Regions from separate parts of the Mus musculus genome. Here region 1 is linked to region 2. A link is a loop called in an ENCODE intact Hi-C map of the cell type or tissue named here. Cell type or tissue: heart. All regions are shown on one strand. Links, peaks and the distances in the headings refer to the core of each region. The heading gives the core; the rest is flanking DNA.

Region 1 (11,621 bases), core at 2,314-10,313, 54 kb before region 2:
GCCTTTCCAACCATAATAGCCCTCACTCTACAGTTCAGGGAACCAATATGAGAATTCTGCCAATTTCTGAGTATATCTATCCCAATTATACATTCTGGAACTGGGGAAATCACCACAGGATGTGTCCGGGGACCTACTGGACCTACTGTGAGTCGGACATCAGTCAAAACTCCATTAATCACCTGCCCTCCATAAGCCCCTACTTTAACTGGAGGGCCACAATGTTTCTTGGGATCCCCTGGGATCAGTGTCAACTCAGAACCAGTATCCAGCAGACCCCGAAAAGTCTGATTATTTCCTTTTCCCCAGTGTACAGTTACCCTTGTAAAAGGCCGTAGGTCCCTCTGGGGAAGAACTGGAGAAAGGGTAACAGCAAAACCTTTGAGTGTCTTATCAAGATCCTTCCTCAGAGGAACCTGGCCACCCCTTCATTCAAGGGGTTCCGGATCTGCAAACTGTCTCAAGTCTGGAAATTGATTCACTGGCCGAGATTGCTGTTTACCACGATCTAATGTAGCCTTTCTTTCATTTGTTTGAGAATTTTTCTGCTTATACAGATCAAACAAATATGCAGTAGGCTTCCTATGTATTTCATTCCTGGAAACACCATGATTGATTAGCCAGTACCAAAGGTCCAAGCGAGTCATGCCATTATAAATTTCACCTCTCCTGTGCTGACCATTACTGGGTATGTTATTATAAACATTCTTTTGTCTACGCTGTCCATTATAATAACTAGGATCACCTTGTCTCCGGCGATTCAATGCTGCCACCTGGCCCTTGTTACCTCGGGATCCAACTAAACCCAGTGAATTTAATTCATCTAATTGAGCAGAAGCATCTCCAATGCTAAGATCTGGCACAAGGAAAAGGGAAAGAACAAAACCCTTCAAATGTGCTGGTGCCCCTCTCACCAATTTGCGTCTTATAGAGCTGGTGAAAGGCATATCTTCTGGACCTTCCCATTGTGGACAATTATGCTTTACACAATATATCCACTCTAGCATTGCAATTTCCCTAAGTCTTAAAATCCCTTCATCAACACTAAGCCACGGAATATCAGGCATCTCCAAGTCATTTCCAGTAGGCCATCTTTTGATAAACACCTCAGCCAACCATTCAAACAAACTTTTGACACCTTTTTTAACTATGCGAGCTTCCGTATTAAACCTAGAATCTCTACTCAGAGGACCCATGTCAATAAACTCAGCCTGCTCTAGTTTTATGTTCCTTCCACCCTTATCCCACACCCTTAAAATCCATTCCCACACATATTCACCAGGTTTCTGCTTGAATGAATTAGCAAACTCATTAAGCTCCTTAGTAGTGTAGCGAATTTCCTCATGGACTATACTTTCTACCTCCCCTCTAGGAGCCTGTTTTGCTTTGAGTCTGGTTACAGGTCTAGAAGAAACTATTGGTGGGCCGTGAGCAGACTCTGCAAAATTAATTTCCTCATGTGGGGAAGGCATTATTTCAAGAGGTGGGGCTGAGGGTACTACTTCCTCAGGTGGGGCAAACCCTTGAGAATCTGAGGATTCAAAATTCTCAGCTTCAACATGGTCTTCCCACACATCCCCGTCCCATGTTGTAGGATCCCATTCTTTGCCAATTAGAGCCCTTACTTTAACTGTCGACACACTCTGAGGCTGAGACTTGAATTTTCTCTGTAGTTCAGCCAACCTTACAATGAGAGTTTCTGTTTGATTTTCTGCAACTTGAGCTCTATTGCTACAAGAGAGAAGATTCTCCTCAAGGACACACTTAGCAACTTTTAGATCGTTTACTTGTGTCTGGAGCCTTTCGATTTTATCACACAACTCCTTCCTTTCATTCATCATTTTTTCCACAGATACTAAGAGCAGCCAGCCAGTAAAATCATTTTTCGATTTTTTCCCCATCTTGTAGAAAGCTTTGTGCACTGAATCACCTAATTCATTAAGAAAATCAAGGGCATTAGCTTCTTTAAGTTCGGAATATAGTTTCAACCATGGGTCTTCAAAATTCTCTGAGCTCCCAGGAGGGAGAGAATCTGGAGAGGTTTCAATATTTGAAAGTGCTGGTGGATCAACAAGCCAATTCCAGTATTTTAAAAGATTCATCCTTGTACTTCTGTTACTCTAGAACCACTCCTGGTACCAACTTCTGTATTAGTCAGGGTTCTCTAGAGTCACAGAACTTATGGATAATCTCTAAATAGTAAAGGAATTTATTGATGACTTACAGTCGGCAGCCGAATTCCCAACAATTGTTCAGTCGCAGCTGTGAATGGAAGTCCAAGGATCTAGCAGTTACTCAGTCTCACGCAGCAAGCAGGCAAAGGAGCAAGAGCAAGAGCTAGACTCCCTTCTTCCAATGTCCTTATATTGTCTCCAGCAAAAGGTGTAGCCCAGATTAAAGGTGTGTTCCACCACACCTTTAATCCCAGATGAAAGGCATAGCCCAGATTTAAGGTGTGTTCCTTAACTCGGAGATTCAATCTTCTGGAATCCATAGCCACTATGGCTCAAGATCTTCAAACCAGGATCCAGATAAGGATCTCCAAGCCTCCAGATAAGGGTCACTGGTGAGCCTTCCAATTCCGAATTGTAGTTCATTCCAAATATTGTCAAGTTGACAACCAGGAATAGCCACTACAGTGGATAAGAGCCATGTCTGAACTTGGCAGGAAGGATCAGTAATTCTCATTAGCTTGGAAATGACATTGCTAATGGTGACAAAGCAACTTTCCCACAGGAGTAACTGCAGGGACTCACAGGCTGCACTGAGACCTAGAGCAGGCTGGACAGAATGTGACTGGTCATCCAGATAAAGTTAAGTGTGAGCTGTGTCCCTCCTTTCTGCCCTCTGGCTCTTGAGTTTTTTAATCAAAGCAGGACAAAGATTAAGATAGATATCATGCTATGGCAGGATTTTAATATTAACATGCTTCACCAGAGAAAACAAGGAGGGAGCAGTGTGACCTGTTGTGTCCAACTTAGCCTTGAATTTGAGACAATGCGTTAATTCTGCAATTTAGGGCTACTTAACAAGCCATCCCTGAAACCCAATAGTTCAATGTCACATTGCTACATAGCAGAGGGTTCCCAGGGTTCACTCTGTGGTATTATTTCTGCTCCTAGTGCAGTTTTTCCTCCTTCTTTTCCTCCCTTCTTAATCAAGATGTCTCTTTCAGGTTACTCACAGGATCATGGAGAGGAGAGGTGACTTAGAGGCCCATAAACATGACACCAAGAACTTCATGAATGGAGCCAGATCTTCAGGGAAAGGTGGTGGCTTGTCAGCCCCTCCCGATGATTTGGCACCTTTCTAGTCTATCACGAAACTCTGGAATCTTGGACTCTGTGTGTGTCTGTGGGAGGGGCTGTTCCCTATTTGTCCCCACACCCTGGGTAAGAATTTACCTTACTAAAGTATCGTGCACACTCCTCTGGAGCTGGACTGGGAGCTGAGTGGAGAAGAAGCCAGGACTCTCACTAGGTCAGTGTTCTCTCTTATAACCTGTGGAACCTGTTCCCAGGTCTGCAACACTGCAAACTAGTTTTTCAGTGTTTTATTTAGTTAGCATGCACTGATTGCATAAGATAATTGGATTTATTATGTAATCCTCACCCATGTATATAATAGGCTCTGCTCATATTCAATGTCCATTACGATTGATTTACCTGCATTTGGTTCTGGTTCATATGCATTTCTTTGAGACTGAACATCCAGTACCCACCTATTGCTCCTCCACTATTCCTTCTTTTGGTTCTCCCTCCCTCCCGGTCCCTTCCTCCCTCCATCTCTCCCTCCTCCAGTCTCCCGTCCTCCTCTTCTGTCCTTTCTTTTTTCCTTCTGTTCCTTCCTCCTCTCCTTCTCCTCTTTTTTCCCCCTCTACTTCTGTCTGTCCCCTCCTTCCTGCCCCTCCTTCAGTGTCACTGAGCCAAAGGGTGGGGTTTAATGGATTTGCAGGGGAATCTAAGGGCATGGGATTTAGGATAGTGAGGAGTGGGTCTGTCCTGCCCTCTCGGGCAAAATGAAGATCAACAATGTTCTTCTCCTGAACTGCATCCCCAAACCCACAGAGAACTTGCAGATTCCTCTCTCTTAAGAAGTGAACTGATAAGAAGGACACATGCTCCACTATGTTCATAGCAGCCTTATTTATAATAGCCAGAAGCTGGAAAGAACCTAGATGCCCCTCAACAGAGGAATGGATACAGAAAATGTGGTACATCTACACAATGGAGTACTACTCAGCTATTAAAAAGAATGAATTTATGAAATTCCTAGCCAAATGGATGGACCTGGAGGGCATCATCCTGAGTGAGGTAACACGTTCACAAAGAAACTCACACAATATGTACTCACTGATAAGTGGATATTAGCCCCAAACCTAGGATACCCAAGATATAAGATATAATTTGCTAAACACATGAAACTCAAGAAGAATGAAGACTGAAGTGTGGACACTATGCCCCTCCTTAGATTTGGGAACAAAACACCCATGGAAGGAGTTACAGAGACAAAAGTTTGGAGCTGAGATGAAAGGATGGACCATATAGAGACTGCCATATCCAGGGATCCACCCCATAATCAGCATCCAAACGCTGACACCATTGCATACACTAGCAAGATTTTATTGAAAGGACCCAGATGTAGCTGTCTCTTGTGAGACTATGCCGGGGCCTAGCAAACACAGAAGTGGATGCTCACAGTCAGCTAATGGATGGATCATAGGGCTCCCAATGGAGGAGCTAGAGAAAGTAGCCAAGGAGCTAAAGGGATCTGCAACCCTATAGGTGGAACAACATTATGAACTAACCAGTACCCCGGAGCTCTTGACTCTAGCTGCATATATATCAAAAGATGGCCTAGTCGGCCATCACTGGAAAGAGAGGCCCATTGGACTTGCAAACTTTATATGCCCCAGTACAGGGGAACCCCAGGGCCAAAAAGGGGGAGTGGGTGGGCAGGGGAGTGGGGGTGGGTGGATATGGGGGACTTTTGGTATAGCATTGGAAATGTAAATGAGCTAAATACCTAATAAAAAATGGAAAAAAAAAAAAAGAAGTGAAATTAACCACAGACTGTCCCGGGTCCCCTCTGAAACCACGTTCCCAGCTCGGTTTTCTAGGTCATTTGTGTCTGTCATGCGGATTCCCATTGACTTGATCATTCTGTTGAACAGAGTAGCAGGTTTTATACTTAGGATTTCTACTCAGCAGTTACGTGGCCAATCCTGTGCTGAGGTTCAAGGCAGTCACAAACATGGAGAAGGCTCTAGGACTCTTGGGTAGCATGCAGCTCTAACTCTGGGATGTTAGAGAGAGCCACACAGCTCAGCATGGATGTCATGTATAAGGCACTCATCACCAAGAAGGTTGCAAGGCAGTAGCCTGACCAATGTTGTGCACTGACTGCAGTGTGGGGAGGATGGAGCAAAGGACTTCCCTGAGAGCCTCAGCGTCTCAGAGTCCCTGGGATGTCCTCCAGACTGAGCTGTCCAGGGCAAACTAGCACTTGCTCATGGGGAAAAACAAAGAAAACCAGAAAGACAAAAAGAACAGAGCTTCATAATGTGCTGCAGGCAGCTGTTAGGCGACCATGAGGAGCAGCTGCAATCTGAGGGTAGGAAGGCTGACATCTGTGCTGAGGCTGGGTGATGCTGGCCCAGGAGGCAGAGGCCACATGAGCAGAGCAGTCAGGGACTTCTCAGTCTGGAAGGCTTCTCCCTCCAGCCCGGGCTTTAACGGCTGCAGAGATGATGGTGCTCAGCTTGAATTCCAAGAGCAGAGCTTGCTGTTCAGTTAGGAGTCTGTAGGTCTGGGGTCTGGATAGGGTTCTAGCCCATGCAGAGCAAAGCCCAAACGAAGTCATTACCCTGTTCCCTTCCAGCCTTTATCATCCTCTGGCCTTGTAAACTGCTCAGTGCAGGCGATTATAAAGCTCCTACTGCACTCCTTCAAAATAGAAATAAACATTTGTATATAAACCAGAAAGAGGGCATAAAAAGGAGGGAGAACATCGTAAGTTTATCTGAGCTGGCACAGTTAACTCTTTTATGTATAAAGAATCCAGCCACACAGGCGTTGGCACATAAATAGAGTGAGAGGAAAAATACACTCAGGCTAAAACTGTCACCAGACAGAGCCTGCACAGCGCGCGCTGGTCCTGGGCATCAGCCTGCATTGACCATTCCCAAGCTACAGGCGAGGAGCTGATGGTGGGTCAGGCACTGACACGTCGTGGCTCCTGGTGGAACTTTCCCTCTGACTTCTTGTTTTTGCATCTCAAAGAGTTTAGATACTTTATTGCCTAAAAATGTTAAATGTTGTGACCAAAAGGTAGTTTTATGTCACAACTCTTTTTTTTTTTTTTTTTTTTTTTTTTTTTTTTTTTTTTGCGAGACAGGGTTTCTCTGTGTAGCCCTGGCTGTCTTAGAACTCACTCTGTAGACCAGGCTGGCCTCGAACTCAGAAATCCACCTGCCTCTGCCTCCTAAGTGCTGGGATTAAAGGCATGCACCACCACTGCCTGGCTAAGTCACAACTATTTTAAAAACAACAACAACAAAACAACCAAAAAAAAAAAAATAGAATCCTTTTTAAAAGACAGACCCTGAAGTTTTCTATCCTGTGACAAGGTAAAGACTCTACCCCTGGCCTGTGATGTTGACTTATAGTCACTGAGCAGCAGGGACCCAGCATGTCTGCCCACTGTGCAGGATATCAGATGTATCCACCAGGGTTTCCTCCTCAGGGGGCTGGATGACATTATCCCCTCTTCTTGCAAGAGTGACAGCACCGCACCAATGAACTTTGTGATTCACCGAGGTTCAATGAGCGCCTGCCCTTGACGTGGTGCACACCGAAGGTGGTTACTTCCCCTGGGATGTGAAGCTGACACATCAGCTACTCTCCTCGAAACACGGTCCAGCCACACAGTGGGAAACAGAAGCAGCAGGAGATGACCCTTCTCCTGCAGTGAGAATTGGGCATTGGCACAGCCAGGGTGACATAGAGCCAACGGAAGCTTCTGAACCAAGTGGTCCAGGAGCCAAAGAACCAGGGAGTTTCTGTGCCTCATCCCCTCCGGGATGGCTCTGCATCCAAGGCTCAACAGGCTCCCAGGTTTGGTTTGGTTTCTTTCTTTTTTTTAAAGATTTATTTACTTATTATATATAAGTAGTACACTGTAGCTGTTCTCAGACACAGACAAGAGAGCATCAGATGTCATTATGGATGGTTGTGAGCCACCATGTGTTTGCTGGGATTTGAATTCAGGACCTCAGGAAGAGCAGTCAGTACTCTTAACCGCTGAGCCATCTCCTCCAGCCTGGCTCCCAGCTTTTTAGTCACTGTAGGCTCCAGGCAACTCTGCTTCTGACCTCAAGGTGAAGGCCTATGGGCAGCTGAGACTGGTTTGGTGCAGCTGCAGGTTGATGGTTACCAATGGGTGAAAGATTAAGTTACAAAGCTCTCCTGTCTTTGTCAGGGTTTCTATTCCTGCACAAACCAAGAAGCAAGTTGGGGAGGAAAGGATTTACTCAGCTTACACTTCCACATTGCCTTTCATCACCAAAAAAAGTCCGGACCGGAACTCAAACAGGTCAGGAAGCAGGAGCTGATGCAGAGGCCATGGAGGGATGTTGCTTACTGGCTTGCTTCCCCAGGCTTGCTCAGCTTTCTTTCTTTTTCTTTTTCTTTTTCTTTTTCTTTTTCTTTTTCTTTTTCTTTTTCTTTTTCTTTTTCTTTTTCTTTTTCTTTTTCTTTTTCTTTTTCTTTTTCTTTTTCTTTTTCTTTTTCTTCTTCTCTTCCTTTCTTTCTGTCTGTCTGTCTTTCTTTCTTTCTTTCTTTCTTTCTTTCTTTTGTGCTTTTGTGTGTGTGCTTCAAGACTGGGTTTCTCTGTGTAGCCCTGGCTGTCCTGGAACTCACCCTGTAGACCAGGCTGGCCTTGAACTCAGAAATCTGCCCGCCTTTCTTATAGAACCCAAGAATACCAGCCCAGGGATGGCAGTGCTCACAATGGGCCCTTCCACCTTGATCACTGAAAAAATGCTGCACAGCTGGATCTCATGGAGTCATTTCCTCAAGGGAGGCCCTTTCTCTGATAACTCCAGCTTGTGTCAAGTTGACATACAAAACCAGCCAGTACATCTCCCTCAGCTCCCTGCAAGCCAGCCATGGAGGAGGCAGACTGCCCTTCTCCAGTGTGCCTTACTAAACACATCCACCCCACAGGCTCCTGGGCTGACCTCTCTGCCTTTTCACCCCTAGACCGTGAACCACAGTTGCTGCAATGGCCGGGAAGCCCGTGCTTCACCACTTCAATGCCCGGGGCAGAATGGAGTGCATCAGGTGGCTCCTGGCTGCAGCAGGGGTGGAGGTAGGTTGTGCAGGGTTCTGCAGCTGGACCTCAGAGCCAGTTTAAAAAACTTCTCTAAGCTGAGAGACTCCATGCCAGGAGAAGCTCGGGAAGTTTGCCTTTAATGGTTAACTGTCTAGTACTAAAAAGGGGATGGATCGACTGGACATAGTGAAATTTTACTGTGCTTTCTAGGAAAAAGTCATTCACAATTAAAAGACATTTTCAGGAGAAAAAAATCAAATAATGAATCGCTTACTTGAGATTAATCAAATTACATAATAAAATATGGAAACAGAAACTTGAATACTGGTTATTAGGTGACACTAATTGATTATTACAGATTTATGGTATGACCTTGTGACTTTAGGAAAGCCACTGTTCATTCAAAAAGACTCCATATGTTTGGAGTATATAAGTTATGTGAGGTGTTTGTGCTGCCGACCTGTGACAGCACAGGACTGTGTGACATTACAGTCGGTATCAGAGAAGATGGGCACAGAGATGAGCAGGGTGGCCTGCAGCTGGGGTATTGGAGCTGGGGACTGACAGATGGACATTCTTGTATCTTGTAGTTTTACAGTAGAGAACCTGAAGTTTCCATGATAAAGATGGTTTAAAGGGGCCGGGACTGAAGTGATGGGGGTTAAAATCCCACACTGTTCTTGCAGAGGACGGGTACAGGCTGCTCACAAACACCTGTCACTCTAACCCCAGAGGGTTCCATGCCTTTGACCATCATGGGCAATTGAGCAGACATGTGCATGCACACACACACAAACACACACACAAACACACACACACACACCTTTCCACATATAGTATAAAAACATTAAAAGGGATAAACAGGGATAAACTATATCAGAAAACTAAATAGAGGTTTTTTGTTTTTGTTTTTGTTTTTTTGGGTTTTTTTTTGTTGTTGTTTTGTTTTGTTTTGTTTTTGTTTTTGTTTTTGTTTTTGAGACAGGGTTTCTCTGTGTAGCCCTGGCTGTCCAGGAACTCACTTTGTAGACCAGGCTGGCCTTGAACTCAGAAATCTGCCTGCCTCTGCCTCCTGAGTGCTGGGAATAAAGGCGTGTGCCACCACACCCGGCTTCTACAGTTAAATTTAAAACCCCCAGCACAAATGAGAGGTCCAACAGAAAGGTTGTAACAAACGACCTGTTGAAACTGAGCAACACTCAGTAATCAGTTTCCCATGACTATCAAATAGCAGGCACAGGGCTGTCGGGAGAGTATAAGTGGTGAATAAGAGAGAGCTCACATCCTCAGGCAGCCTCCACGTCTGTGAGCTTCAGCTTTCAGTGTGAGTGGCCCAGGTGAGGAGAGGGCAGCAGCATTCAGCAGCTACATGCTTTCCTTTCAAGCTTTTGAGCAGAAAATGCAGGTAGGCTTTAGTGCTTCCCTCTAGCGGCGACTCTGGGGAAAACACCTCCCAGGTCACACCAGGGAGGCTCAGCAGATAGGGATGCCTGGGGATAAAGTGGTGGACACTGCTGGCTGGAGATCAGGTCCTCAGATAGCAGCAGAATGGGAGGCTTAAAGGATGAAGTGGCATCCCAGAAAGGCCGCTGGTGTCCTCCCGCAGAATCATAGCCAAGTGTTTACCTCAGCTGTGGAATCGCACCTTCTCCATTCCTAAAAGATAAGGGCTTCCTTTGGATCCTTTCTGAATGAAGGAGAACATAGGACAGAGACACTTCAGAGCTGTCCCCGGGGTGAATGCTTTAAATAAACACATAATGGGCTCCAGAGTCCATATGACAGCATTGTGGCTGGGGGATATGTGCTAAGCCACTGGGGTGCTGAGTTCAGCACAAGAGGAAGGCAGGGATGGGGCCATCTGCACAGAAGCCTTCCTCTTCTGAGTCCCATAGTGACTGGGAAGGCAGTGGGTGGGGCTGTTAGAGAGCAGGCTCAAACCTTGCAGATGCCATGTGCCTGAAGGACAGCCATTGGCATCACTCTCACCGTCGACCTCACCCCCACCAGCCCATCACAATTCAGCCCCCATCTGTGATGACTGCTGTGTGATCCCTGTACTTCTCTGAAGGCTGTGCAAATTGCTGATGCTTCTATTTACGTTGCCTATCAACCCGATCCTGTCAGGTTGTGGAACCATCAGCAATCTCACTAGGCAAGTTTGAAGCTGATTTTCAACCTTGAAAAGCTAAAAAATTCTTTACAGTCTGAAGGAAAATGAGTGGTTTAGTTTACTTAAGAAGGCTGGAGATTAAACATGGCTTCAGGTCCCATTAACATATATAACGGCCATGGTGGGTTGTCACTGGGTATGTGCACACAAAAGCATTTAATACTCATACATAAAACACATACATATATGAAAAACACAACAATGGCCCGGAGAAATAAGCAACTTTACCAAAGGGCTGGTGTAGTGGCTTAGCAGTTTACATTTCTTTTTTTTTTTGAGAGAGGGTTTCTCTGTATAGCCCTGGCTGTCCTGGAACTCACTTTGTAGACCAGGCTGGCCTCAAACTCAGAAATCTGCCTGCCTCTGCCTCCCAAGTCCTAGGATTAAAGGCGTGTGCCACCACACAGAGCTTAGAGTTCTTACTGAACATGCAGGAAATCTTCTGTGGTTTTCAGCACCCAGATAAGACAGCTAATAACTGCCTGTTACTCCAGCCTCAAGGGACTCTCTACACCTGGCCTCCATGATCTTGACCTCCAGGAGGAATGTATTCATATGTACAAAACACACACACAAACACACACACACACAAACACACACACAAACACACACACACACACACACACGTTTGAATGCATGTACAATTAAAATTAGTAAAACTAAATCCTAAAGAAACAAAACCCAAGTGGTCCATGCCAAACACCATGATGGAGATCTGGAAATTTCTATCCTCTTCTCAGGGGAATTAGCAGGCTTTCCTGAGTGCCAAAACCTTAACAAAGTCTCAGTGCTTGCCTGCCAGGGAGATCTCTCTCTTCTTAGGACCTAAGCATGGCCATCATGAGTTCTAGAGGAAGAACGAGCCAAGAATGAGCAGCTTGATTGTGCTCAATGCCCATCTGCTGAACAATCTATTCTGAATTTCCAAGTGGCCATGAATAGACTCCTTTGTATCTCCTGGAGGTTTTCAGTTCTGCAGATGAAGTACCCAACAGGGACCACTGAAGTTCAAAGGTCTACAGTAACACAGAAGGAGCTAATGAGCATGCTTTTATTTTCCTACTTTCAGTTTGAAGAGAAGTTTATACAGAGTCCGGAAGATTTGGAAAAGCTA
Region 2 (11,621 bases), core at 2,338-10,337:
TCCTATGTTCTCCTTCATTCAGAAAGGATCCAAAGGAAGCCCTTATCTTTTAGGAATGGAGAAGGTGCGATTCCACAGCTGAGGTAAACACGTGGCCATGACACTTCGGGAGAACACCAGCGGCCCTCCCGGGATGCCACTTCATCCTTTAAGCCTCCCATTCTGCTGCTATCTGAGGACCTGATCTCCAGCCAGCAGTGTCCACCACTTCATCCCCAGGCATCTTTAACTGCTGAGCCCCCCTGTGTGACCTGGGAGGTGTTTCCCCAGAGTCGCCGCTAGAGGGCAGCACTAAAGCCTACCTGCATTTTCTGCTCAAAAGCTTGAAAGGAAAGCATTTAGCTGCTGAATGCTGCTGTCCCCTCCTCACCTGGGCCACTCACACTGAAAGCTGAAGCTCACAGACATGGAGGCTGCCTGAGGATGTGAGCTCTCTCTTATTCACCACTTATACTCTCCCGACAGCCCTGTGCCTGCCGTTTGATAGTCATGGGAAACTCATTTGATTACTGAGTGTTGTTCCGTTTCAACAGGTCTTTTGTTACAACCTTTTGTGTCAGGCCTCTCATTTGTGGTGGGTGTTTTAAATTTAACTGTAGAGCCTGGCGTGGTGGCACACGCCTTTATTCCCAGCACTCGGGAGGCAGAGGCAGGTGGATTTCTGAGTTCGAGGCCAGCCTGGTCTACAAAGTGAATTCCAGGACAGCCAGGGCTACACAGAGAAACCCTGTCTCGAAAAAAAAAAATAAAATAACTCTATTTAGTTTTCTGATATAGTTTATCCCTTTTAGTGTTTTTATACTATATGTAGAAAAGTGTGTGTGTGTGTGTGTGTGTGTGTGTGCATGCACATGTCTGCTCAATTGCCCATGATGGTCAAAGGCATGGAACCCTCTGGGGTTAGAGTGACAGGTGTTTCTGAGCAGCCTGTACCCGTCCTCTGCAAGAACAGTGTGGGATTTTAGCCACTGAGCTGTCACTTCAGTCCCTGCCCCTTTAAACCACCTTTATCATAGAAACTTCAGGTTCTCTACTGTAAAACTACAAGATACAAGAATGTCTATCTGTCAGTCCCCAGCTCCAATACCCCAGCTGCAGGCCACCCTGCTCATCTCTGTGCCCATCTTCTCTGAGATCGATTGTAATGTCACACAGTCCTGTGCTGTCACAGGTCGGCAGCACAAACACCTCACATAACATATATACTTCAAACATATAGAGTCATTTTGAATGAACAGTGGCTTTCCTAAAGTCACAAGATCATACCATAAATCTGTAATAATCAATTAGTGCCACCTAATAACCAGTATTCAAGTTTCTGTTTCCAGGTTTCATTATGTAATTTGATTAATATCAAGTAAGCGATTCATTATTTGATTTTTTTTCTCCTGTAAATGTCTTTTAATTGTGAATGACTTTTTCCTAGAAAGCACAGTAAAATTTCACTATGTCCAGTCGATCCATCCCCTTTTTAGTACTAGACAGTTAACCATTAAAGGCAAACTTCCTGAGCTTCTCCTGGCATGGAGTCTCTCAGCTTAGAGAAGTTTTTAAAACTGGCTCTGAGGTCCAGCTGTGGAACCCTGCACAACCTACCTCCACCCCTGCTGCAGCCAGGAGCCACCTGATGCACTCCATTCTGCCCCGGGCATTGAAGTAGTGAAGCACGGGCTTCCCGGCCATTGCAGCAACTGTGGTTCACGGTCTAGGGGTGAAAAGGCAGAGAGGTCAGCCCAGGAGCCTGTGGGGTGAATGTGTTTAGTAACACACACTGGAGAGGGCAGTCTGCCTCCTCCATGGCTGGCTTGCAGGGAGCCGAGAGAGATGTACTGGCTGGTTTTGTGTGTCAACTTGACACAAGCTGGAGTTATCAGAGAAAGGGTCTCCCTTGAGGAAATGCCTCCATGAGATCCAGCTGTGCAGCATTTTTTCAGTGATCAAGGTGGAAGGGCCCATTGTGAGCACTGCCATCCCTGGGCTGGTATTCTTGGGTTCTATAAGAAAGGCAGGCAGATTTCTGAGTTCAAGGCCAGCCTGGTCTACAGGGTGAGTTCCAGGACAGCCAGGGCTACACAGAGAAACCCAGTCTTGAAACACCAAAAAAAGAAAAGAAAAAGAAAGAAAGAAGAGAAAAAAGAAAAGGAAAAAGAAAAGAAATGAAAAGAGAAAAGAAAGCAAGCTGAGCAAGCCTGGGGAAGCAAGACAGTAAGTAACATCCCTCCATGGCCTCTGCATCAGCTCCTGCTTCCTGACCTGCTTGAGTTCCGGTCCGGACTTTCTTTGGTGATGAACGGCAATGTGGAAGTATAAGCTGAATAAATCCTTTTTTCCTCCAACTTGCTCAAGAAGCAAGGAATAGAAACCCTGATGAAGACAGGAGAGCTTTGTAACTTAATCTTTCACCCATTGGTAACCATCAACCTGCAGCTGCACCAAACCAGTCTCAGCTGCCCATAGGCCTTCACCTTGAGGTCAGAAGCAGAGTTGCCTGGAGCCTACAGTGACTAAAAAGCTGGGAGCCAGGCTAGAGGAGATGGCTCAGCGGTTAAGAGTACTGACTGCTCTTCCTGAGGTCCTGAATTCAAATCCCAGCAAACACATGGTGGCTCACAACCATCCATAATGACATCTGATGCTCTCTTGTCTGTGTCTGAGAACAGCTACAGTGTACTACTTATATACAATAAGTAAATAAATCTTTAAAAAAAAGAAAGAAACCAAACCAAACCTGGGAGCCTGTTGAGCCTTGGATGCAGAGCCATCCCGGAGGGGATGAGGCACAGAAACTCCCTGGTTCTTTGGCTCCTGGACCACTTGGTTCAGAAGCTTCCGTTGGCTCTATGTCACCCTGGCTGTGCCAATGCCCAATTCTTGCTGCAGGAGAAGGGTCATCTCCTGCTGCTTCTGTTTCCCACTGTGTGGCTGGACCGTGTTTCGAGGAGAGTAGCTGATTTGTCAGCCTCACATCCCAGGGGAAGTAACCACCTTCGGTGTGCACCACGTCAAGGGCAGGCGCTCATTGAACCTTGGTGAATCACAAAGTTCATTGGTGCGGTGCTGTCACTCTTGCAAGAAGACGGGATGATGTCATCCAGCCCCCTGAGGAGGAAACCCTGGTGGATACACCTGATATCCTGCACAGTGGGCAGACACGCTGGGTCCCTGCTGCTCAGTGACTGTAAGTCAACATCACAGGCCAGGGGTAGAGTCTTTACCTTGTCACATGATAGAAAATTTCAGGGTCTGTCTATTCTAAAAAATTCTTTCTTTCTTTTTTTTTGTTTTTTTGTTTTTGTTTTTGTTTTTTTGTTATGGTTGGTTTTGGGTTTTTGTTTTTTTGTTTTGTTTTGTTTTTTGTTTTTTTGAGACAGAGTTTCTCTGTGTAGCCCTGGCTGTCCCGGAACTCACTCTGTAGACCAGGCTGGCCTCGAACTCAGAAACCCGCCTGCCTCTGCCTCCCAAGTGCTGGGATTAAAGGCGTGTGCCACCATGAGCAGCTAGGATTCTATTTGTGTGTGTGTGTGTGTGTGTGTGTGTGTATGTGTGTGTGTGTGTGTGTGTGAGAATGTGTGTGCATGGAAGTATGGACATGCATGTGAGCATGGGTGCCATGGCTATAAAGGCTAGAAGACATTATAGCCTCTAGAGCTGGAGTTATACTGTTGAAAGCCACCTGATATGGGGGTTGGGAACTGAACTCTGTCCTTTAGAAGAGCAATGTATGCTCCTAACCACTGAATCAACACTACAGTTCTCTATGTGGGTTTCTTGTGTGGAAACTGAGTAATTCTGAGTAAGACCTTACTATTAGTTATACTTTCTTGTGCGTGTGCACATGACCGCACTCCGGGCCGACATAGATGTAAGAAGTAGGTATTGCTGTAAAGTCAGAGAGTTCTCAGTTGCTGTTTCAAGGATATTTGGCACTGGTGGTTTTGGCCAGATGATGGTTCTTTGGCTCTGTGACACTGTGGGCAATGTAGTTTAATGTAGTTCATTAACTGAGCCGACAGCCTATTTATCCCCCAGTCAGTTCAAACCACCTCTAGGCCTGGTCAAATGTCTCTTAGGGGGCAGGCACATTGCTCTCTGCTGAGAACTACTGCTCTAGTTCATACTACTAGGGAGGGACAACACCACAACAAAGAAAACCTCACACAATCACCAGGCAAGCTCAGCAGTCGAGTCGGGCAGGGCATATCAGGGGTGTGGTTGTAAACACCTATAGGCTACACTAAAGAGCCAGGAGGAGTCCAATCACTCAGACTTGGGAACAATTTCAGTTATATTTTTATAAGTGGTTGGGTTTTTTATCGTTTATTTATTATTGATTGGTGTGTCTGTGAATGAATGTGGGCATACACTAACCACTGGGCACATGGAGAGGTCAGAGAGCAGCTAACTAGAGTCAGTTCTCTCTTCTCACTCTAAGTACTCCAGATTTACCTCAGGTCATCAGCCTTGGCGGCAAGCACCTTTACCCTGAGCTATCTTGCTGACCTTTTAAAAAAATTTTTTTAAGAGTTGTGACTTAGCTAGGCAGTGGTGGCACATGCCTTTAATCCCAGCACTTGGGAGCAGAGGCAGGTGGATTTCTGAGTTCGAGGCCAGCCTGGTCTACAGAGTGAGTTCTAAGACAGCCAGGGCTACACAGAGAAACCCTGTCTCGCAAAAAAAAAAAAAAAAAAAAAAAAAGAGTCGTGACATAAAACTACCTTTTGGTCACAACATTTAACATTTTTAGGCAATAAAGTATCTAAACTCTTTGAGATGCAAAAACAAGAAGTCAGAGGGAAAGTTCCACCAGGAGCCACGACGTGTCAGTGCCTGACCCACCATCAGCTCCTCGCCTGTAGCTCGGGAATGGTCAATGCAGGCTGATGCCCAGGACCAGCGCGCGCTGTGCAGGCTCTGTCTGGTGACAGTTTTAGCCTGAGTGTATTTTTCCTCTCACTCTATTTATGTGCCAACGCCTGTGTGGCTGGATTCTTTATACATAAAAGAGTTAACTGTGCCAGCTCAGATAAACTTACGATGTTCTCCCCTCCTTTTTATGCCCTCTTTCTGGTTTATATACAAATGTTTATTTCTATTTTGAAGGAGTGCAGTAGGAGCTTTATAATCGCCTGCACTGAGCAGTTTACAAGGCCAGAGGATGATAAAGGCTGGAAGGGAACAGGGTAATGACTTCGTTTGGGCTTTGCTCTGCATGGGCTAGAACCCTATGCAGACCCCAGACTTACAGACTCCTAACTGAGCAAGAGCAAGCTCTGCTCTTGGAATTCAAGCTGAGCACCATCATCTCTGCAGCCATTAAAGCCCGGGCTGGAGGGAGAAGCCTTCCAGACTGAGAAGTCCCTGACTGCTCTGCTCATGTGGCCTCTGCCTCCTGGGCCAGCATCACCCAGCCTCAGCACAGATGTCAGCCTTCCTACCCTCAGATTGCAGCTGCTCCTCATGGTCGCCTAACAGCTGCCTGCAGCACATTATGAAGCTCTGTTCTTTTTGTCTTTCTGGTTTTCTTTGTTTTTCCCCATGAGCAAGTGCTAGTTTGCCCTGGACAGCTCAGTCTGGAGGACATCCCAGGGACTCTGAGACGCTGAGGCTCTCAGGGAAGTCCTTTGCTCCATCCTCCCCACACTGCAGTCAGTGCACAACATTGGTCAGGCTACTGCCTTGCAGCCTTCTTGGTGACGAGTGCCTTATACATGACATCCATGCTGAGCTGTGTGGCTCTCTCTAACCTCCCAGAGTTAGAGCTGCATGCTACCCAAGAGTCCTAGAGCCTTCTCCATGTTTGTGACTGCCTTGAATCTCAGTACAGGACTGGCCACATAACTGCTGAGTGTCGGAGCTTGCATTCAGCCTCGTTCTACAGAAGGACTTTATTCCTGCTGTATCTTCTTACATACTCTTTAGTTTCTAAAGGAAATAAGTAGACGGCCTCTTTCCTGGTATTGGATGGAAACCCTGGTATAGCCAGGGTCCTCAGATGGTTCAAGATTCACACTTTCTTTTTCCTACTTCCTTGCTCTGGCTCACCATTTAAAAATACAAATTGTGTTGGGTATTTAGATAATAAACTAGTAATAAAGTAGAAATCCTAAGTATGAAACCTGCTACTCTGTTCAACAGAATGATCAAGGCAATGGGAACACATGACAGACACAAATGACCTAGAAAACCGAGCTGGGAACCTGGTTTCGGAGGGGACCCGGGACGGTCTGTGGTGAATTTCACTTCTTAAGAGAGAGGAATCTGCAAGTTCTCTGTGGGTTTGGGGATGCAGTTCAGGAGAAGAACATTGTTGATCTTCATTTTTCCTGAGAGGGCAGGACAGACCCACTCCTCGATATCCTAAATCCCATGCCCTTAGATTCCCCTGCAAATCTGTTAAACCCCACCCTTTGGCTCAGTGACACTGAAGGAGGGGCAGGAAGGAGGGGACAGACAGAAGTAGAAGGGGAAAAAAGAGGAGAAGGAGAGGAGGAAGGAACAGAAGGGAAGAAGAAAGGATAGAAGAGGAGGACGGGAGACTGGAGGAGGGAGAGATGGAGGGAGGAAGGGACCTGGAGGGAGGGAGAACCGAAGAAGGAATAGAGGGGGAGCAATAGGTGGCTACTGGATGTTCAGTCTCAAAGCAATGCATATGAACCAGAACCAAATGCAGGTAAATCAATCGTAATGGACATTGAATATGAGCAGAGCCTATTATATACATGGGTGAGGATTACATAATAAATCCAATTATCTTATGCAATCAGTGCATGCTAACTAAATAAAACGCTGAAAAACTAGTTTGCAGTGCTGCAGACCTGGGAACAGGTTCCACAGGTTATAAGAGAGAACACTGACCTAGTGAGAGTCCTGGCTTCTTCTCCACTCAGCTCCCAATCCAGCTCCAGAGGAGTGTGCACGCTACTTTAGTAAGGCAACAATTCTTACCCAGTATAGGGACCAATAGGGATCAGCCCCTCCCATAGACACACATAGAGTCCAAGATACCAGAGTTTCATGATAGACTAGAAAGGTGACAAATCAGGAAGAGGGACTAATGAATCCCCACCCCTTCCTGAAAATTTAGAGTCCTCTAATATAGCCAGTTCCTGATAAGGTTCCTCTGAGCCTGTAAATGATCCTCATACATGCGTCTATAAAGAACTCTATAGGAACTCTTCTCCTTCTCCTTCTCCTTCTCCTTCTCCTTCTCCTTCTCCTTCTCCTTCTCCTTCTCCTTCTCCTTCTCCTTCTCCTTCTCTTCTCCTTCTCCTTCTCCTTCTCCTTCTCCTTCTCCTTCTCCTTCTCCTGCTCCTGCTCCTTCTCCTTCTCCTTCTCCTTCTCCTTCTTCTTCCCTTTCTTCCTTTTCTTCTTCTTCTTCTTCTTCTTCTTCTTCTTCTTCTTCTTCTTCTTCTTCTTCTTCTTCTTCTTCTTCATCATCATCTTCTTCTTCTTCTTTTCTTCTTCTCCTCCTCCTTCTTTTCTTTCTCTTCCTTTCTTTCCTTCTTTCTTTCTTTCTTTCTTTCTTTCTTCCTTTCTTTCTTTCTTGTCTCTCTCTCTTACACACACACACACACACACACACACACGTGGAATCGAGGGATAGGAAGGAAAGAAGGGAAAACCACTTGAGAGTCTCAAACAGTATGACCATCCTTACCTGAGTCACCCCACAGAACTCTCAGCTCTCATAACAAAGTTTGACTTTAAACTGCTGAATTAGGGAGATGGTTTTTTAAGGAGCCTTAAATTGCAGAATTAATGCATTGTCTCAAATTCAAGGCTAAGTTAAACACAACAGGTCACACTGCTCCCTGCTTGTTTTATCTGATGAAGCATGTTAATATTAAAATCCTGCAAATAGCATGATATCTGTCTTAATCTTTGCCCTGTTTTGATTTAAAAAACTCAAGAGCCAGAGGGCAGAGAAGACGGACACAGCTCACACTTAACTTTATCTGGTGACCAGTCACATTCTGTCCAGCCTGCTCTAGGTCTCAGTGCAGCCTGTGAGTCCCTGCAGTTACTCCTGTGGGAAAGTTGCTTTGTCACCATTAGCAATGTCATTTCCAAGCTAGTGAGAATTACTGATCCTTCCTGCCAAGTTCAGACAGGGCTCTTATCCACAACAAGGTCATTCTCGCTGACCTCACTCACACACCCACAAGCTGATTCATGATTTTAGTTAATCCATGGTTCATGGGTCTTGGTTATTAATCATTACCTGATGATCTGGCTGGCCTCCGAGATGCCTGTCACATGCCTAAGGCTGTATACCCTACCAGAAAGGAGGGCTGGCCTCTTTTTATCTTGGTGTCCACTGCTAATTTCTCTTCAGCTATAGAATTTCGTTCTTCAAGGACCCTTCACTTTGCTAAAAACAGATGACAACCTAGCCATTCCGCATTTCATGGTACACATATGTGCACACAGGGTCTCAGCCACAGGGATGAGTTGTGTTTGAACACTGCTCATGAAAGAGTCCCTGTCACAGCCTGACAGCCTATGGCAGAGGAGGGAAGGAAACTCGTGGTGAAAGGAGATGTCCCAGGAGAGCAATGCCAGTAGAGACAACTGGGAGATCTACAGTGCACAGCAAGGGCTGAGTCAGGAGTCCTGCTGAGGACTGCCTTTGCCTTAGAGCTGAGTGCATTGTCCTAGCCTGGAAAGGAAGCGCTCAGCTGCCTGCCTGTTCTGTGCCATTTTCCTATGGTCATGTGGAGGCCCTGTTCTTCAAGCCTGCCTGCACTTTAGCCTTTCTCTGCAGTCCAGGCTCCACACTCATGTTTCTTCAGCTGGCCCTCCTTCTCTCCAGCCTTTTCCTCTCCATCCTCTCCATCCTTCTCCTCTCCATCCTCTGGGCATGCTGCACTGCCTCCACCAGGTCCCTTTACAGATGGAGTGAAGCACTGAGTGCAGCACTCTGGAGGCAGAGGCAGGTGGATTTCTGAGTTCCAGGCCAGCCTGGTCTACAAAGTGAGTTCCAGGACAGCCAGGGCTACACAGAGAAACCCTGTCTCGAAAAACCAAAAAAAAAAAAAACCCTGAGTGAAGAATTCTCCAGGGCTTAGTTCCAAGTTTTAGTTCCAAGTTCCCATGGCTGGCCAGGTGTGCGGCAGAAAGGCCACGATGGGCATGTGACCAACTTCCCTTGAGTGTTGGAGATGTGTCCCTTTGTGCAGGTGTAGAAAGGACAGTTGAGTGATTTATCATGTGCTACTCCACCAGACTAACAAATGTCCAAGCTCTTTGTTGCAATTCCTGGACTTTATCTGAAATAAAAATTTGATGTGTCCTTCAAATGTGTTCTTTAAAATTACTTGGGCTTCAGAAAAGTTTCACGGGGCTGAGAGTGCAGCTTGGTGGTATAGCCTGCTCTGCCATGCTCCCAAGAGCCTGGGGCAGAGTTCTTACATGGAAAAGACAAGCTCAAAGGTATAGACCCCCAAATACTGTTCCCCAGTGTGAAGGTTAATGTAGACACCAAGACCCCTTTGTCACACCACTCTGAGGCTGTTTCTCTTTGTCCCTTAAAAGTTTTTTTTTTTTTTCTTTTTTTTTTTTTTTTTTGAGACAGGGTTTCTCTTTATAGCCCTGGCTGTCCTGGAACTCACTCTGTAGACCAGGCTGGCCTCGAACTCAGAAATTCGCCTGCCTCTGCCTCCCGAGTGCTGGGATTAAAGGCGTGCGCCACCACGCCCGGCAGTCCCTTAAAAGTTAATGGGGGGAAAAAAAGGTGTGCTCGTGAAGAATGCTAGCCATGATTTGGAATGTGTCTTGGGCCTTATTGAGAGTAGACCAATTTTAGGCTTCATCAGAGGCCTCAGTAAAAGGACAAAAAAGACCCTAGTTCTGTGTCTTTGCTAAGGAGTAGACTTGTCAAGGCCAGTTTGGGGATGAAGTCCTGGCCTTGAAGGATTGAGAGTTTTGGTTCCTGGGAACTTGGCTTTTCTCATGAAGAGACTCAATTATCAGTCCCAAGGCCACAGTGTGCTCCATCTGAAATGTTCAAGTCACCCCATCTGTTTCCTTTGTTCAACATTGTGTGATTAGCCTCCTGCTGACTTTGTCCCTGTGTAAGATAGCTTCCTTCCACTGTCCTTGCCCACTTTCTCTCCTCAACATAATAAATAACATGGATGTACTTCTTGTCTCTTAATTAGTTTTCTTTTATTATTTACATCACAAATGTTGCCCCCAATCACCCCTCCCCTTTGCTTCTGAGAGGTTCCCCTCCAACACAATGGCTGCACTTCTTTTTTTTTTTTTTTTTTTAACTCTTTTTTTTTTTTTTTAAAGATTTATTTATTTATTAATTATATGTAAGTACACTGTAGCTGTCTTCAGACACTCCAGAAGAAGGAGTCAGATCTCGTTACGGATGGTTGTGAGCCACCATGTGGTTGCTGGGATTTGAACTCCGGACCTTTGGAAGAACAGTCGGGTGCTCTTACCCACTGAGCCATCTCACCAGCCCCGGCTGCACTTCTTTAGTAAGCTTTTTTGGCATAAGAAACAGCTTGTGTAAGACTTCCCCATTTCAAACATATGTATCTCCTTACCTTATGATTTCCTTAACGCTCTCAAATGACCCTGTGACCTAACACTGAAGAATGACCAACTGGGCCAACTCAGGCCCTCCTTGTTATTTTCAGATAACTTGATTGAAGATGTGTGTGTGTGTTATATGTATATATATTATATATATGTTACATATGTGTATATATATGCAAAATAAGGTAAATTAATGCGGTTTCTCCCTCACCATGTGATTTCTCAGGATCATATGCAATAAGAAATATTTGGGGCTGGTGAGATGGCTCAGTGGGCTAGAGCACTGACTGCTCTTCTGAAGGTCCTGAGTTCAAATCCCAGCAACCACATGGTGGCTCATAACCACCTGTAATGAGATCTGATGCCCTCTTCTGGTGTGTCTGAAGACAGATACAGTGTACTTAATTATAATAATAAATAAGTCTTTTTTTAAAAAAAGAAATATTTGGAGTCTTCCTATACTTCCTTTACTATAATAGTAAAGCCATTCTGGGTTTATATTTATTTCTTATTCTGGATCCAAGACTTCTGCCTTTCTTTCTTTTCCTTCCTTCCTCCCTCCCTCCCTTCCTTTCTTCCTTCCTTTCTTTCTTTCTTTCTCTTCATTTCTTTCTTTCTTTGTTTTTTTTTAAGATTTATTTATTATTATACATAAATACACTGTAGCTGTCTTCAGACACTCCAGAAGAGGGTGTCAGATCTTATTACAGATGTTTGTGAGCCACCATGTGGTTGCTGGGAATTGAACTCAGAACCTCTGGAAGAGCAGTCAGTGCTCTTAACCTCTGAGCCATCTCTCCAGCCCTCTTTCTTTGTTTTAATTCATATAGAACTACTTCAAGATGTCTCCGAATGTTTTGCCTGTTGTTTGGGTGTGTGGATCACGAGGTTGTCGGGTGTGGGCAGAGTCCGGAAGAGAGCTTTGCCAATCCAGTGATAACTGTCAAATGCCCATCCTGCTGAGAACCACATTTGCTGATTAAACATGCATAAAGACCAAATTGCCAGAAGAGGACTCCAATCCAAACATCTTTAGATTTCATTCTTTGAATTGGGACCTTTTGTTTGTT

The links. Peaks named below come from ENCODE experiments on the same cell type or tissue, not always from the same donor. Only the 100,000 strongest peaks of a DNase experiment are listed, where the experiment ranks them.
Region 1: it touches region 2 in a loop (6-fold over the local background); 11 of 42 quality-filtered maps call a loop at or near these places.

The regions. Positions count from the first base shown.
Region 1 is chr9:78,286,523-78,298,143 of GRCm38, forward strand. It overlaps Gm10639 (predicted gene 10639), which reads left to right and starts at 3,406. Exons shown (of 7, transcript NM_001122660.1): 1 at 3,406-3,480; 2 at 8,262-8,370; 3 at 11,577-11,621. The coding sequence starts at 8,284. In heart, for the core only: a CTCF peak has its summit at 9,769 (motif pointing left); no DNase peak of the experiment used is centred there.
Region 2 is chr9:78,340,234-78,351,854 of GRCm38, forward strand. It overlaps Gsta2 (glutathione S-transferase, alpha 2 (Yc2)), which reads right to left and starts at 6,912. Exons shown (of 7, transcript NM_008182.3): 1 at 6,856-6,912; 2 at 1,597-1,705. The coding sequence starts at 1,683. In heart, for the core only: no CTCF peak of the experiment used is centred there; no DNase peak of the experiment used is centred there.